Regions from separate parts of the Mus musculus genome. Here region 1 is linked to region 2. The links are chromatin loops, found by intact Hi-C in ENCODE. Cell type or tissue: left cerebral cortex. All regions are shown on one strand. Links, peaks and the distances in the headings refer to the core of each region. The heading gives the core; the rest is flanking DNA. Region 1 has its middle 390 kb from the start of D3Ertd751e. Region 2 has its middle 540 kb from the start of D3Ertd751e.

The links. A loop is a pair of places that touch in the nucleus more often than their neighbours do. Peaks named below come from ENCODE experiments on the same cell type or tissue, not always from the same donor. Only the 100,000 strongest peaks of a DNase experiment are listed, where the experiment ranks them.
Region 1: it touches region 2 in a loop (15-fold over the local background); 2 of 42 quality-filtered maps call a loop at or near these places.

What each region holds. Positions count from the first base shown.
Region 1 is chr3:42,125,555-42,133,651 of GRCm38, forward strand. No RefSeq gene overlaps it. Among named protein-coding and RNA genes, the nearest start is that of D3Ertd751e, 390 kb to the left of the region's middle. In left cerebral cortex, for the core only: no CTCF peak of the experiment used is centred there; DNase peaks (open chromatin) are centred at 4,465 and 4,818; H3K27ac peaks cover 1,989 bases.
Region 2 is chr3:42,281,719-42,289,815 of GRCm38, forward strand. No RefSeq gene overlaps it. Among named protein-coding and RNA genes, the nearest start is that of D3Ertd751e, 540 kb to the left of the region's middle. In left cerebral cortex, for the core only: a CTCF peak has its summit at 4,553; DNase peaks (open chromatin) are centred at 4,582 and 4,939; H3K27ac peaks cover 1,322 bases.

The DNA of each region.
Region 1 (8,097 bases), core at 2,941-5,440, 160 kb before region 2:
GAGCAAACCGGCTTCTTGATTTTTCATTTTATCTGTATAATAGAAACAATAATTATAAAATATACCATAGGGTTGAATGAGGTAGTAGGTATGGCTTATTTTGTAAGAGTGGCTGGTATAGAATATGTTATGTATAAACGATATTTAAATAACGAAGTTACATTAACTGCCAGGTATACAAGTAGAGCTTACAACTTGTTTGTTGTGACAGTGTTTGTAATGTTTATTAAGGACTTCAATCCTGTGTACTGAGCAAGACACAGTAAACTTCTGGGATAAAGAGAAGAAGACAATGCACATCAACATCAAAGGGTTCTAAACATGGGGTTTTAACTGCTAACTCCACCTAGACACCAATGTCTTGAACTGATCTAATATCCATAATTCTAGGCAATTTTCAGTCAATTTCAGAATGTGGTTCTCAATTATTCCCGTATACATCAGAAGACACGCCAGGGGACCAGAGTTATAAAGCACAAAGGCATTTAACTGCGTGTCTATCTGATTTTAATGTTCTTTAAAAGCTATTTTTTTTTATCAAAAAACCTGGGCTTTTACATCAAGTGATGATTTGACATTAATGCATATTCCTCTCCAGAAGTAATCAAAGAACTGAGGTTTTCTATCAAAGCACCTGATTGCACTTTAAGCTTTATTTTCCTATGGCATCGCATGAGCTGAGAATTCATCTTATGATTTAGGGGCAGTTATGTGCTTTTTTGTGCCTCCCTGCTCTTTGTATCCCCGGTAGTAAGCTTGGGCTTAAAGCACAGCAAAGTAATCGGAGGAGAGCTCTGCAGGCTGGACTGAACACGGTTCATCATTGCAGCGGGGAGTATTGATACTGCAAGGGGCTGTGCTAGTTTACTTTAGACTAAAACACTGGCGAATGCACAGAAAAGACCATAAGGTTTCATTTCCTCAACAAAATTTAGTCAAATATTAGGAACTTTGTTCTCATATTGCTTTTAGATGCAGGAGATAGCATATTCCTGTGGGATTCATGCTTTTTTTTTTTTTTTTTTTTTTTCTTATTAGGAGCTCAACATCTGTTCCTTGGCGGCGGAAAGAAAATGTGGCTTACAGATTAAAAAGAGAAGAAAGGACACAGAGAGCAACCACAGCTTATATCTCAGCAATTACAGAGTGGGCCTTGGTGACTTGGCATTCATAAGATACATAGTATGATAGAATGTGGGCCTCAGTGACTTGGCATTTGGAGGACATATACTCTAAAAAGCAGTAAGAATAACGAAGGGTTTAGGCTGCATACAGAGACTCAGAATTGCAAACATTGGCAGGAACTCAAGTGTCCTGGACATCTGAATACACACGTGGAACTAGACTAAACCAGGTAGAGAGTAACACCCAAGAACCAACACTGCTGACTAGTCAGAAAATGCATATTATGACCCCAAAAGATTTTTTTTTGTTTGCTTTTTTGAGACAGGGTTTCTCTGTTTAGCTCTGGCTGTCCTGGAACTCACTTTGTAGACCAGGCTGGCCTCGAACTCAGAAATCCACCTGCCTCTGCCTCCCGAGTGCTTGGATTAATGGCGTGTGCCACCACGCCTGGCTTCCCAAAAGATTTCTTACCATTGCTATAAGTGAATTTCTCAGTTTTATACTTTGTTATTATATTCACTTTGCATATATATACTGTATATATCTAATCTATCTATCTATCTATCTATCTATCTATCTATCTATCTATCTATCTATCTATCTATCTATCTATCTATCCATTGTTGCATATATACTAAGCAGTTTTATCCTTTGCAATCATACTTACTCCCAGTTTCCCTTCCTTTTCCTCTGGACGTCTTCATTTCACATGATCTCCCAATGGCTACATCATTAAGGAAAATGACATTCCTTCATCAGCAACCATTAATACTTATGGGACCCTCAGGAAGGCGGGGCCTTGAGGGCACATCCTTTGTCAATGATGAAAGTGGGAAGGATCAGTCACAGCACATTTTAGAGATATAAATATGTCTATGAAAAACTTGAGTGTTTATCATAAAGGCAAGCATTTACTCCAGCTCTTGTTTACAAGATTAAAGATGATGCATGGAAATCAGACACTTTTAATCCTTTTCTCTTTCATCGTCCCTAAGTGTACTTGAACCATGGTGAATATGGTAATGTGGGACAACATATGAAAACAATGTGTTTGTCTTTGTGGAGAAGGAATTTCTTTCAGCTGCATATATCAAAGCCTAGAAATGAGTCATTGTCATACAGGATGAGAAATCAGCTCTTTGACTTTGTGTGTGCCTCGAAGCAGATCTGCTCAGCCACAGCCAATCTATACTTCTGGCAAATGACAATGAAAAATCCAGGTGAGACTCACTAATGTTTAAGGGGAAGCCGGGGAACCCTCGTGCTGAATGGTTGCTTTGAGAAATGTCCATGCAAGCTCTTGACTTTGGCTAATACAGTCTTCATTTTTCAATTAATCCAGGATTTAAGGCACAATATAGTCCCAGGTTAACAGCCCAGTCTTACTACTCAACACTGAAATCTCTTCTTGATTCCCTACTACTTTGCTAGAGTGAAGGGAATTAGGGTTTAGATTTCTGTACATTCTCTATTAGGCAGGATGGTCCTTAAACCAGTAGCCACCTTAATCAGCTCCATCTTCACCATCTTCTGCCTGTTACTTCTCAGAGCTCGGTGCCCATGAGGAAAATGGTGTTCTCCCATGGGTCTGATGCGCAGCCTGGTCTTTGCTTCTCTAAATACCTTTTAAAGCCCGATAGACATTTGTCTTTCTGCTTTCCCCCTCCCTCCATTCTTTTCTTTACTTGAATTTTGAAAGGAGTTCTTTCTGTGTAGGCCATTTCTTTCAAACTCACTGAAATTCTTTTGTCTCAGCCTCCAGAGTTCTGATACTACAGATGTATGCCAACATATGGAACTCTGCCTGTTGCAATTCCAATTTCTTTTAATGATGGTTAATGCCATTGACTAAATTTGGAATTATGTAGGAGACAAAACCCTGGGAGTATCATTGAGGCTCTATCTAGGAAGGTAAATTTCAGTATTGATAACACTGTGCCATTTTCTAGATTCTTGACTAAATGAAAAAGAAAGGGAGAAGAAAGAGACCTGAGTAGCAGTCTTCATCTCTCTGTCATCTTCCTTCCTTGACCTGCTCCCTGCAGTTCCAACCACCATGCCTTTCCCACAGCACAGTGCGACGGACTGTACTATCAAACTAAGCCAACAATTTTCTCTTTGAAGTTGCTCTTGTCAAATAATTTCTTACAGCTACAAGACAATTATACACTTTTCACAGCTAATTCCAAAAGCTGGCTTCCTGTTTTGTAAGTTGTCTGTTTGTATCTTCTTATCTTTCTAAGTTGTTTTTATCTTCTTGTCTTTATCATCATTTTACTTGTCTATGCACTTGAGTCTTCCATTTTTTTTTTTCAGCAGATGATACTTGAGAGGGAAATTAGGTCTTAGACACATTTCCTAGAGTCTGTAATGAAGTGCTAACATCTAATGTGTGACATTAAACTCATTCTCACAGTACAGTGAATACAGACTTTGCTTATGCCTTGTATAGGTACAATGACAGACTGTAAATATCAACCCTAAAACATATCTCCTAGTTGTATCTTATGACTGGGAAAATGTAGCTATTTATGAAGGAATAATTAAGAGTTTGAGAGACAAAAAATCTCATGTGTAGAATAGAAACATCATTGTGAGTGCTAATAGTGTTCTTGGAAACCTCCAGGAGAAAGTAGAAGCTAGACCATGAAGGGTGGATAGGAATGCCAACCTCCTGTTCAATAAATATCCCAGGAATGAGACATCTGGCTGGGTGATATGGGCTAGGGAATCATTTTAGAAAAGTGATATCATGTCAGTCAGATGCCCTTGCAAAATAGTTTTCCTGGAAAAGTCCTCTCATGCTTGTATGTAGGATGAGAAGCTGCATCAGAGGATGTGACTCTGGTCATGTCACCATGCTGCAAGTATGGCAGCCCTTCCAACACATGCAGGGCAGTTCTCTTTGTTAAGAATAACAGCTGTTTGCATTTACACAGTTGGAAGGTTTACAAAGGAACTGTTGTTTTAAAGAACAAAACTTCTCTGTAAGGACAGCATGCTTCTAGTGAGTACCATATCTTTTTCAACATTTCCCAAACTTATCCAGAAACATAACTAGAGAGTACTGCAAGGCACATCAGCATCCAGATACATTAGGAAACCAGCCAGCTTCTGGTTTGTTAGAAAGAGAGCCGTGAACATAAGATTTTGCACTGTTTTATTTGGATTTTGAGATTTCTTCAGAGTTCTAACCTTCAGTGATCCTAAAAATGAATATTTTAAGCTTCCTGGAAGTATACAGGGCAGCATGTAAATTTAGAAAGGAACTTACAACTCTTTCTTAAGAAGCAATGACTTCTAAACTTTGTGTAATAGATGAGATTCACAAGGCCCACTCAGCCATCTGTTCTGCTTGATTTCAGGCAATTTCCATCTTTTCCAGGACACAGAGGCATATAGTGTGTGCATATGTGTGCAGGTGTGTGTCTGAGTGGGCAATGAGAGTATGTAAAACACACACACACACACACACACATAATTTCAATTTAAGTTGTCTTCTCTGTATCAACTCTTGACTTTGTATAGCTACTTAGCAGATTTGTTTGCTTTAAAGTTATATTGTTTTTTGAAAGGAAAACTTTTTCAAATCTATTTTTTCCTTTTTAACATAAAGAAAGCTGCTTTGGCTGACTAGAGTAGGATTCCAAAAGCAGTTCCTCTGTGTCAGCTCTTGGTAGGAGGATTAGCTTTTGTTTCCATATGGCGCACAAGAACTTTCAAGGGATGGCAATTGTATTAGTTACTTCCCTTATTGTGCTCAAATCTGACAAGAACCATTTAAATGAGAGTTTACTTTGTTTCGTGATCTAAGGAGGGATATTGTCTACACTAGGGACGGGATGGTATGGTGTTGTGATTGAATCAGCTCCCTACACTGTAATTGTAGGCAGAATGCAGAGAGAGAGAGAGAGAGAGAGAGACAGAGAGAGAGAGAGAGAGAGAGAGAGAGAGAGAGAGAGAGAGAGAGAAAGACACAGAGACGCAGAGAGACAGAAAGACACAGAGAGACAGAGAGAGACACAGAGAGAGAGACAAAGAGAGACAGAGACAAAGAGAGACAGAAAGATAAAGGAATGTTGGTGCCCAGCTCAAATTTATCTTTTTTTCAGTCTAGAAGCTCAAACTGATGCCGCCCACATTGCAAACTCCATCACACACGCACCCTGGGATTGGTTTGCCAGGTGATTTCAAATCAGTTAAGTTGATAATGGGAAGTAGCCATCACAGTGGTTGAAATAGTTCCTGCTAAGAATCATAAGGTTCATGCTCTAACATCTGAGTGTCTTCCCTCAGCACTTGAAATATGATTGACTTTTGCGTCATTGTGGTTAGACTTAATTCAATGGCCAGTGTTATGCCATGAAGAGAGAAGGCTCAGTCAAGGACACAAGGAAGATGACAATCATGTAAGACATGAGGACAATGCCTTGGGGAGTCAGAGGTAGAGACGCTCCCATGTAAGACAATGAATAATAAGCAAGCACTAGATCAGTTCTCAACTTTTCTGATACTGTGACCCTTTAATACAGTTCCTCATGTTGTGGTGACCCCCCACCATAAAATTATTTTCGTTGTTATTTCACGGCTGTCATTTTGCTACTGTTACGAATCATAATGCAAATACATGATATGCAGGATATCTAATATGCAACCTCTGTGACAGGTCGTTCAAGCCCCAAGTTAAGAATATTTGCACCAGTGGAATCTTCCCGGGATCCTTGACAGCAACTGTGGCCTTGCTGACATCTTGATTTTGAATGCCTTGCCTCCAAAACTTTGGGAAGACAAATTTGTTTTTATAAACCATCTGCATTTGTGGGGCTTTGTTTATATACTCCTAAGAAGTAAATACAGAAATTATTGGGGCCCAAATTATGAAGGTTGATGAGCCCCAAACATCAAAACTAATATTGATTTCATCAATAACATCTAAGAAGAGCATACTCAACCTTTCATGCACAGGGCTGATTGAGTTTGTCATGGTCTGATCTCTAATGGTGTCTTGCCAAATTAATACTGGATAACACTTATTGAGCATTTGCTAAGTGCTCTGGGTCATACCATAGGCATATTTTAACTTATTCTTGAATGTTTTGAACCACATAGAAGATGAATAGTATGACCAAGGATCCAGAGCTGAGAGAGCTGTGGCTTTGTCTCAAATGGTTTCCAAAGCTTATATTCCCACTAGTTTTCATTTTGTATTTGTGCCTTTTAGAATTTTATGTGTCATGCTTTTTATGATCTAAAAATAGGAGGTTATTGAGTAATGTCAGAGTGTTTCATAATGAGGGCATAGTGTGCATATATCCTAGATCTTATTATTTAACCCATATAACAGTCCTTCAAAGTAGCTTTGTGTAACTTATGAACAAAGAAGCTAGAATCAAACAGAAGAGTTTGACCTCTGTAAGTAGGGTTGTAATGACTGTCAAGGTTTGAATCTGATATTAATCCTTACCATTTGTCCATGGCCTGTTACGTGCTGGCTGCACTTTCTCTTTGATCCTAACAGTGCTCGTAAAGGAAAGATATCTTTGGGAGACAAAACTTGAGGTGGCAGAAATGAAAATAAAATCTTGTAGGGATTCAGCCAATCCAAGGCATCTGGCTAGGGAATACTGTGTATAGGAAAGAGAAGCAGTAGCCCATGGCATGAACAGGATATAGACACACACATTATACTGAACTGGCTTTGGTTCAGCAGGAGAGTATGAAAATTGAGAAGAGGACTTGGTACGAGATTGTGTTTTCAGCTTACAGATGTGGGAAACTGGCTGAAGGCAAGAGAAGGGCATCACTGGGAAGCAAGAACCACATAAGCAAAAGCAGCTGAGTCAGCTTTTAGATGTAAAGATACTTCCATGAATATTTGATCTCAAAACCATTGGCTTTCACATATTTTTCTTCCATGCAGATGGTGCATGTTTGAGCAGGTTTCACAATGGTTGTAGAGTTTCTCACTACTAATATTTGGGTTGATTTAAATGACTCTGAGCTACTAACATTTATGCTTATTGAAGGAAATATTGATGAAGGCACATCTCTTATTTTCTAGGAGATCTGAAACTTGGAGATGCTCAGGATCTTGTCTTGGGTTAAGTAGCAAATGCATACCAGAGCTCAGGTTTGAGGCCAGATGTACTGGCTTTTAAAACAAACACCATATAACAGTATGTTGTCTTGCATATAGAACATGTCTGAACAATGTTGACATTAGCAGTTTCTTTTGTTATTCAAGCTCTATGGTAATCTGTCTTAGGATGCTTGTGTTGCAAAGTATCAAACATTGGCCACTGTAGTGGTCACAAGAGCACCAACTTTTGGTAACATTATTTTATCTGATGTTAAAAAATTAGGTTTTCAGCCAGGTGGTGGCTGTTATCCCAGCACTCAGGAGGCAGAGACAGGCAGATGTCTGAGTCTGAGGCCAACCTGGTCTACAGAGCAAATTCCAGGATACCTAGAGACACACAGAGAAATCCTGTTTTGAAAAACAAAACAAAAGACCAAAAAACCAAAACCAAAAACCAAACCAAAACTATCATGCTTTTCTTTCTCATTCCCAAGGCATTGGTCATTGAACTATTGGAGTTTTTTCTTTTTTTAAATGTTATTCAGGCCTCTCAACCTTTGTTTTCTCTTCTATACAGAAATTCTTGGTGAAAAAAAATATTAAAACATGTTTCAGTTTGCAAAACTTGTGGCAGTTCAACAATACCAGCAGCAATTGTGTATGGGCTCTGTGTCTGTGTCTGTGTCTGTGACTGCTTTCAACACTGCAGTGCTCATGGGTTCCCCTGAGCAGATAACTCTAGACCTGGGCACTGAGCAGATAAAATGTGTACAAAGATGCAACTTTTAAAATTATAGTTACACACATACAATAATTTCATCACCACATCTTTCTTGCCCTACTTCCTCCCAAACATTCCAGCGCCAAAGGATGTGCATGAAAAACAAAATCCA
Region 2 (8,097 bases), core at 3,256-5,755:
AAAGCGGTTGAGAAAATGCCTTACAGCAGGATCTTATGGAGGCATTTTCTCAACTGAAGCTCCTTCTTCTCTGATGATTCTAGGGTCAAGTTGGCACAAAATCAGCCAATACACAACGGGAGGAAAAGGACTCTTCCTCATGATGGGAGAAATATCTTGTTGGCAGGAGATTGTATCATTACGCTCTAATGTCATGTGACAATTTTGGCAAAAGACTATAATAATCTGTACCATTACATTATAATCTAGGGTGTTGAAAAACTCATTCATGCCAACAATGGAAAGAAGATTGTCAGTAAATGTGAATACTCCAAGCAAGGGAGAGACTGACCTGTGCTAGAAATCTAGATGAAGCCAATGTGCTAAGCAAGTAGAAAATTGATCAGTTAAGTGTGCAGAGCTTTGATGTGTTTGACCATTGTAGCCACTTTAGTACAAGGCAGGGCTTTTAAAGCTTATTTCCTAGGTGAGCTAAGAAGGGTTTGAGACATTTAAATCTTGATAGGGACATGATTCAGTCTCCCTTTCAGAAGATCAGCCCTTGTCTAGTGAACAGTGGATAAAAGCAGCTCAAAGGCAAGCTGTTATAAGAGGCCATCAAATTGGTTCTAGTGAGTCCTGATTTTGTCTTAGTCAAATGTGATTGTAGAAATAAAGACAGAGAAAAAAGTCAGATCAGACAAATGCTCTAGCTGTGTAGCTGCAGGTATGAGGAAGCAATTGAAGCCGCAGCAGTAAGATGTGGAAGATTTGAAAGATCTGCTTACAGGCCCCTGGAAAGAAAAACTAAACAAAAGTATTATTTTCCCTTTTCATAAACTGGGACTTACATGAGAATGGGGCAAGTGTCATCAAGAGTTCACTTTGCAAATGGGACACCTGTGATATCTCCAGCCAGCAACCAAATTGCAGGTTTGGAAGTCATCAGCATGATTAACATCATGGGATCTTCTGAAAACATCTAGGGAAAGACTGCAGAAGGAAGGAAGGAAGAAAGACAGTGCCACATTCCCATCATGGTGGTACCTAGATATTAGTCAAAAGGGAGGAGTGAAGAAGCAAGGGAGGTCAGGAGTCTTTGGGGTGTCCAACAATGTGCTGAGAAGAGAGGAGTCAGTAGGCTGGAGGGGTTCAAAGTTCTAAAGCCCTTCTGGAAACCTTGGAAGATAAATGAATGCTCCAAGAACCCTTCAGGTACAGCAATGTCAGGTCCGGATAGTCCTTCCAGCACTGAGTTAATACTTATGTTTGAGCAGATTGAGTTATGGACTCCATAGATCTGAGAGGGGAAGTTGATATGCACATATGAAATGTAACAAATGCAGCAAATGCACAGCAGATGCATTCAGGCAAAGAGCTTCAGCCAATGAGATGGTGAAGCCAGTCAGTGGAAACAAAGGAGTCTAACAATCCACACAGGAATAGTGGTTGTACCTGCTGACCCATATTCTAAGCTATGTGCATAGAAACAATTTCATAGGGCTTCTGAAGTCTGTGCTTCCATATATTCTAAGATGAAGACACGGCGCATCATTAAGATTTGGCTGTTAGACCATCTTCGAATTTCTTTGACATGCTTGGAGTTTCACAAAATGTAGACCATTAAACGATCCTCAAAACAAGGTTAAATGTTGAACATTTATTTTTTTCCTGTATATGAACTCACGATACACACACACAGACACAAACTACATTCAAATTCAAGTTTGTCAGTCTCCATACAACTTCAGATATCACGAACAAAGCACTGGACTTGCCCAGTCAACCAATCCTCCTGATTACCCTCTAGACTAACAAAGCAGCAAAACAATAATAGCTAGCATCTATAAAATGCCATTTTTGTTTTTGTTGTTGAGTTGTTATCAGGTAATATTTTCCGGACTCTATATGTGTTATCACATTTAATTCCCATACCAGTCACCGGAAATCTTACTTTACGGGAGGAAGAGATGAAACGAAAAGTGTTCATTCAAATATATAAAAGTTCTTTGTGTTGAAAGTTGTGGTAGATCAGATCTTGACTCCCATACACGAGAGAGAGAGAGAGAGAGAGAGAGAGAGAGAGAGAGACAGAGAGAGAGAGACAGAGAGACAAAGAGAGAGAGACAGAGAGAGACAGAGAGACAGAGAGAGACAGAGAGACAGAGACAGAGACAGACAGAGAGACAGAGACAGAGAGACAGAGACAAAGAGACAGAGACAGAGAGGGACAGAGAGAAAGAGAGACAGAGACAGAGAGACAGAGAGAGACAGAGAGAGACAGAGGGACAGAGAGACAGAGAGACAGAGAGACAGAGACAGAGACAGAGAGGGAGAGAGTCTTTATTTCTGTCCTAAACTGGGTGAGGTAAGAAAAGAGGGTAGAGAGGGAGACAGCTGCTATTTCATCACTGGTCTATTAAGCCTTGTCCAGAGGATTGGAATTTTATCCAAGCTATGGCAGTGTCTTGACAGGTTCTGGGCAGCAAGTGATGGGATGGGATTTGCCTCTGATGTATAGTTGGCATACAGCTTAAAAGAGAGCATCCCCCAAAGAGCATGAGTTTATAACAACCATCAGAGATCCGGAGGCTCTCCTTGCTCTCAACTTAGTTCTTCTACTGATAGTACAATGCCTTAGCTAAAATGGTAACTGTGATTCTGTCAACACCAAGTGATGCCAAATAGTTAGTGATGATAATTAGAAACTTGCAGACAGAAAAAATAATAAGTTAAGTAAATTCCCAAATAAACTTGTCTGAGGTCTATTTTACTGAGATCCACTTAAGTTCTACAGTTATGTTCAGATGCAATTCCTGTGTTCAACCCATCCTGAAAGTTGCCATTCATTCTTTTCAAAACAGTCTATTTGACCCCACTTAGCAGTGTCTGCTTTGTGTAGTAGGCTATCTTCTTCATGTGTTTGTAGTTTACAGCACTTGGCTCACCAGAGAATTCAGAAGCATTTTCAATAGGGTGTTGTGTTACACACGTTGTATCAGATGCTAAGTGATTTCAAAACCTGTAACAAGTCCCGAGTTACCTTAGGGTCTTAAAATCCTTGTCATCCATCAAGCCCCATGTAGACTCTATGTGATGAAATCAAACTCTTTATTATTCTTGCCTGATGCAAATTGTGCTTGCCTTTAACTTATTTTAACTCTCTTCTTTAATGGTCAAATCTTCAATAAACTTACAGCCAAAATTCATAAAGAGAACCTGGTTATAAGGAAATGTATATTTTAAAAGGGCAAACATTTCTTGACCTTTAAAATGAAAACAAAATCATATATATATGATACACATATATAGTCTCCTTTCAGTAAACTCATTGTCAAACAAACCCTTTTACTATTACAAAATTGGCTAAGAAGGAAAATATGCCTGTGGTTCAGTTTCTGTTGACTGCAGGGTGTAATTATATCTCTGACTGCAGGCTAGGTGGAAGCTTTAACTGTCTGATTATAATACTTACTCAGTTATGAAGGGTCTTGTCCGCCTACAAAATTAAGTTGAAGTGTACTGTATGTGTCTTCAGTTACAAGACAGGCTTAGCCAATATTTATGGGTAAAATTAAACTGAATTTGGGAATAGTTTTATAAAGGGGCATTAATAAACAGAAGAATGGATCCCTGGCTGGTCCAAGGCATCCCGCCCTTGATATCTGATGTGAAGATTCAGGTAGAACTGAGATGTGGCTCAGTTGTTACAGACCATACACAAACAGATTCACAGAGGCACATGTAAAGGTGATACAAAATTTGATATTTAAAAGTTTTAATTGTGCTCATTTGCTGAGACCCCTTTGTTAGTGGAACATAGCTTCACATGGGAAACATGTAGTGTTTGTTTCAGTCCTAACCATTTACAGTAGCAGTTTAAAGTCAAATTCCATATATATAACTTTACATCATGAATTGCTGTGATATATCTATATGATTATGAAATTGTAGAATTAATTGTAAATTGTATAGAATTATTTGTAAACTTCCATAGTGTGACCTTTTTATAACAGTTAACAATGTTTACTGACATAACCTTTAAATTGCCAATTTTATAAATTTTAAGTGATTTTGATGATATTTAAAATTTTTGAAATTACGTTTATTGTTGGTGTGTGTGTGTATGTGTGTGGTGTATGGTGTTCCAGAGACTTGTGGAAATTAGTGGACAGCTTTCAGGAATAAGTTCTCTTCTTCTATACCATGTGGGGCTAGGAAATTGTATGCAGGCATAGTAGCATGTGCTTTTGTCCACTGAACCATCTCAATGCCTTAGATGGAAATAGTTTTAAATGGAAATAGTTTTCACATAAAGGGCCACTGAATATGAGATTTAGTGAAGACTAAGGAAGACTGCTATGCCTCTCTTCCATGGTGATAGTGTGGATTATTATTACTACTGTGGTCCTCAACCTATTGTTTCCATATTTGACAGCTGACCATGGGTTATCTACATTCCTTTCTAGTTTTGTATTTTCTTTTAGCTAAGCCTCATTGTTTTCCCTTAAAGTCATATCCTTCCTGAAGTCGATGTACTAGAGGAACAAAAATAAGGGAGTTTTACAAGGAAACTCCCTGTTCATCCACAAGGGGTGTGTGCCCGGGCCTTTGGATGCTGCTTTTTTCTCCAATGTATTCTAGAGGATTCTTACATGTTAAAGTCAGTTTTCTGGAAAACCAGGTTAGTAGCTAATAATATTAATTAGTGAGGATTTGGTAGTCAAAATTAAAGGGAGACATCCTATACATTCAGAGCCAACGTAGGCCTGTGGTGTTAGGAACCTTAAAGTTTTCTCTCTAACATCTCTACAATATTGCTTAGATGCTGAAAGGGGCGACAGAAGAAAATGATACAGGTTTGGCAAATTGCTATGTGCAGTTTCATAAGCAATGAACAAAAAACATAGGAATTTTCACCCATCTTTGGGCAGATGGTGAATGCAACAGCAGAGATTTCAAATATAGATGTAGCACATACATACTGCAAACAGCTGTAATAGCTAAAATACATGCCCGAAGACTTAGTCATTCTGGATTATCCCCAATACATGCTAGCATTCAAAAATAGACATTTTTCTACAATTGCTATAGAATTATTTGGAATAGGCAAGTGAATTACGATACAGCGACTTTGCTGTGTGCTGAGGAGGCTGGATTTTGAGTTCTCCTCAATAACTGGTTGATTATCAGAGCTCTTATTTGTCATTTGATGTGTGTAACTCACAGGCACAAATGACCTCTTGTTTTTTTTTTTCCATTTGTTTTTGTTTTAACTGAGTTATCTGAATCAATTGTTTAAAGTCCTTGCCAACAGCATATATTATTAGTGAAGAAAATTTGAGAATTACTATTTTTAAAATGTTTTTATATAATATATTTTGATAAGATTTTTCTGTCTCCTTCAACTCCTCCCAATTTTTCCACCTCTCTACCCACCCAGCCTTATATTCTTTTCTCTGCCTTTCTCTCTCTTTCATTAAAACAAAACAAAACAAAACAAAACAAAACAAAACAAAACAAAACTTGCTTTGATTGCCTAGCAGGTTGCATCCGTGGAACCCAGATACTGCATACAAAGAATTTTCTCACTCTCCCCTAGCCCCCAAGCATCCAGGAAAACTTGAAATATCTTTTTGTCACCAAGAATTTGAAGATGCATATAAGGGTGGCTGTAACTCAGAGGGCCAAACAGTGGTAAGATTGGTGAATTGGTGAATTTTCCCATCACTGTGACCTAATTTGAGACAAAAAACAATTTATGGGAGTGCTGGTCTATATTGTTACATAGTTCATGAAAGAATGCATTCAGCCACATTGGGGACTATGAGCTGTCTGGATACATTGTGCCCATGCTCAGCAAGAACATGAGGGATGCTGGTGCTCAGCTTGGTTTTCTCTTTTTTGTTCTGTCTTAAGCCTCAACTTATGACATGGTCCTTATTCATGTTAAGTGTTGGTCCTCAGTGAAATCTTTCTGGGGACATCCTTACAGACACACGCAGAGGTATGTGTTCATGGTGGCTCTAAATCCCAAGCTGACAATGTAGATTAACTGTCACAGGTAAGATTCAGGGTATTCTAAATTTGGCGTCCTGACACCCATATCTAGATATTCTCATGCAAATCAAAATTTGTGAGCTAATTATTATTTATTCAATGAGAATTTATTAAGTAGTATTATCATAGTCCTAAAGATGACTGGGTGATTCAAATATTAAATCTGTTAGTATAATCAATATTTTAAATGTAGAATCATCTCACTTTTAACATATGCTTATTGATAAGAATTTCTGTAAGAATTTAAAGCAAAAAATTAGAGTAGAATGCAAACACCAGTATAATTTCAAAAAACAAACAATGAAAATATAAATTTTTATCAAATACATTTATTTTCATTAATATAAAATTATTATTTTTATAACTTTTAGTAGATGTATTATAAATATATACAAAGACATTACAGTAATCTAGTTTTAGAGTATATACTAAGTTTGTTTGGTGTCAAGAAATGTGAAGTGATGTTTTCTATAGGATATCTTGAGTAAACAGAAGAAAGACATTAAACTGGAAAAAGGCATTATGGCAGAAATTGTATCACCAGTGCTACAGCCACAGGTGTCTTCTTTTTATGCCAAGAAATGAGAGAGGAATTGGGTGTTACGTTTCTGTGGAGTATTAGTGTTCTCTAGAGGAACAGGTCTAGAATGGGTATATCCATCTATCAATCACATGTATGTATGTATGTATGTATGTACGTATGTATGTAACTACTACATATTTACCTACTGACCTATTTACCTACCTATCTATCTGGTGAGTTATTAGAAGGGTTTTCAGGCTGTGGTTCACCTAGACCAACGATGGCTGTCTAGCAACAGAAAGACCAATAATTCAATAGAAATCCATAAGTGTGGATATCTCAGCTGCTCTTAAGTATATATTGGAATCCCACAAAAGTAGACTCTAATGCCAGTAAAGGTATGCACTTGCCAGCAAGAGTGAGAACAAGCAGGCAAAGCAGAAGGCATGGCTCAGATTTAACATCACTCTTCTCACCTCAAAGATTTGGATTAGAAGTGTGTCTTGTTACTTCAAGTCATTTAATTAAGACAAAAAAGTGCCTCCCAAGTGTACCTAGGCACTTGAATTTAAGTTAGTTCCCAAGTAGTCAAGTTGACAAGAATAGCCATCTCAGGCCACATTGTGGCCCATACCTTCACAACCAACAGGCACTCTGTAGCTTCCCTCATGACTGCCATGTGCCTCCTGCTTTGGTTCTTTCTCCAGCCTGGCAGATGAAGCTCCATCCTGGATCCCTCAGCATAGCCTGGCTGCAGCAGTCCAAGATTTTATTATTTTAACCTTCCCTCAGTATTTTTTGAAAGTTTATCTTATTTATATTGCTTATTAATTGCTTTTATTTTTTAAATAAAAATTTAAGCTGGGTGTGGTAGAGCACGCCTTTAATCCCAGCACTTGGGAAGCAGAGGCAAGCAGATTTCTGAGTTCAAGGCCAGCCTGGTTTACAGAGTGAGTTCCAGGACAGCCAGGGCTACACAGAGAAACCCTGTCTCGAAAAAATTAAAAAGTAAAAATAATACAAAATATTAAAAAGTGCTATCAATGTGGTAACTTTAATATTCTGATACCCTAGCATAATGTTTAAAATAGGCTAAACATGTTCATATACCCAGGCATTTATTGTTTCCTTATGATAGAAGAATTCAAAATCATTTCCTTAGCTTTTAAAATTATATAGTATGTAATTATTACCTATAGCCACAACACTGTTTAGTAGCATATTAAATACTGTTAATATAAAGGCTAACAATGAAAACTCCCATGAGAACTATAATATCTCACACAGAGCTCTTTATGTGGGGAAATTGTGAACAAAGTAGGATGTAAGGATGATTTTTGTGCTTTTCTCCAGTCATTGTGTTCCACCCTGTAAGCATTTCCCTTCAAGATACTTGGAGCAGAAAGCTGGTATGGAAAGGAAGCATAGTGAGAAAAATTTGGAGTTAAGACGTCTTCTCTTTTACCATCTAACCTTATTTATCTTCTGTGTATTAACAAATCCAGCTCTTGCACAGAGACACTAAAGCATTAAGA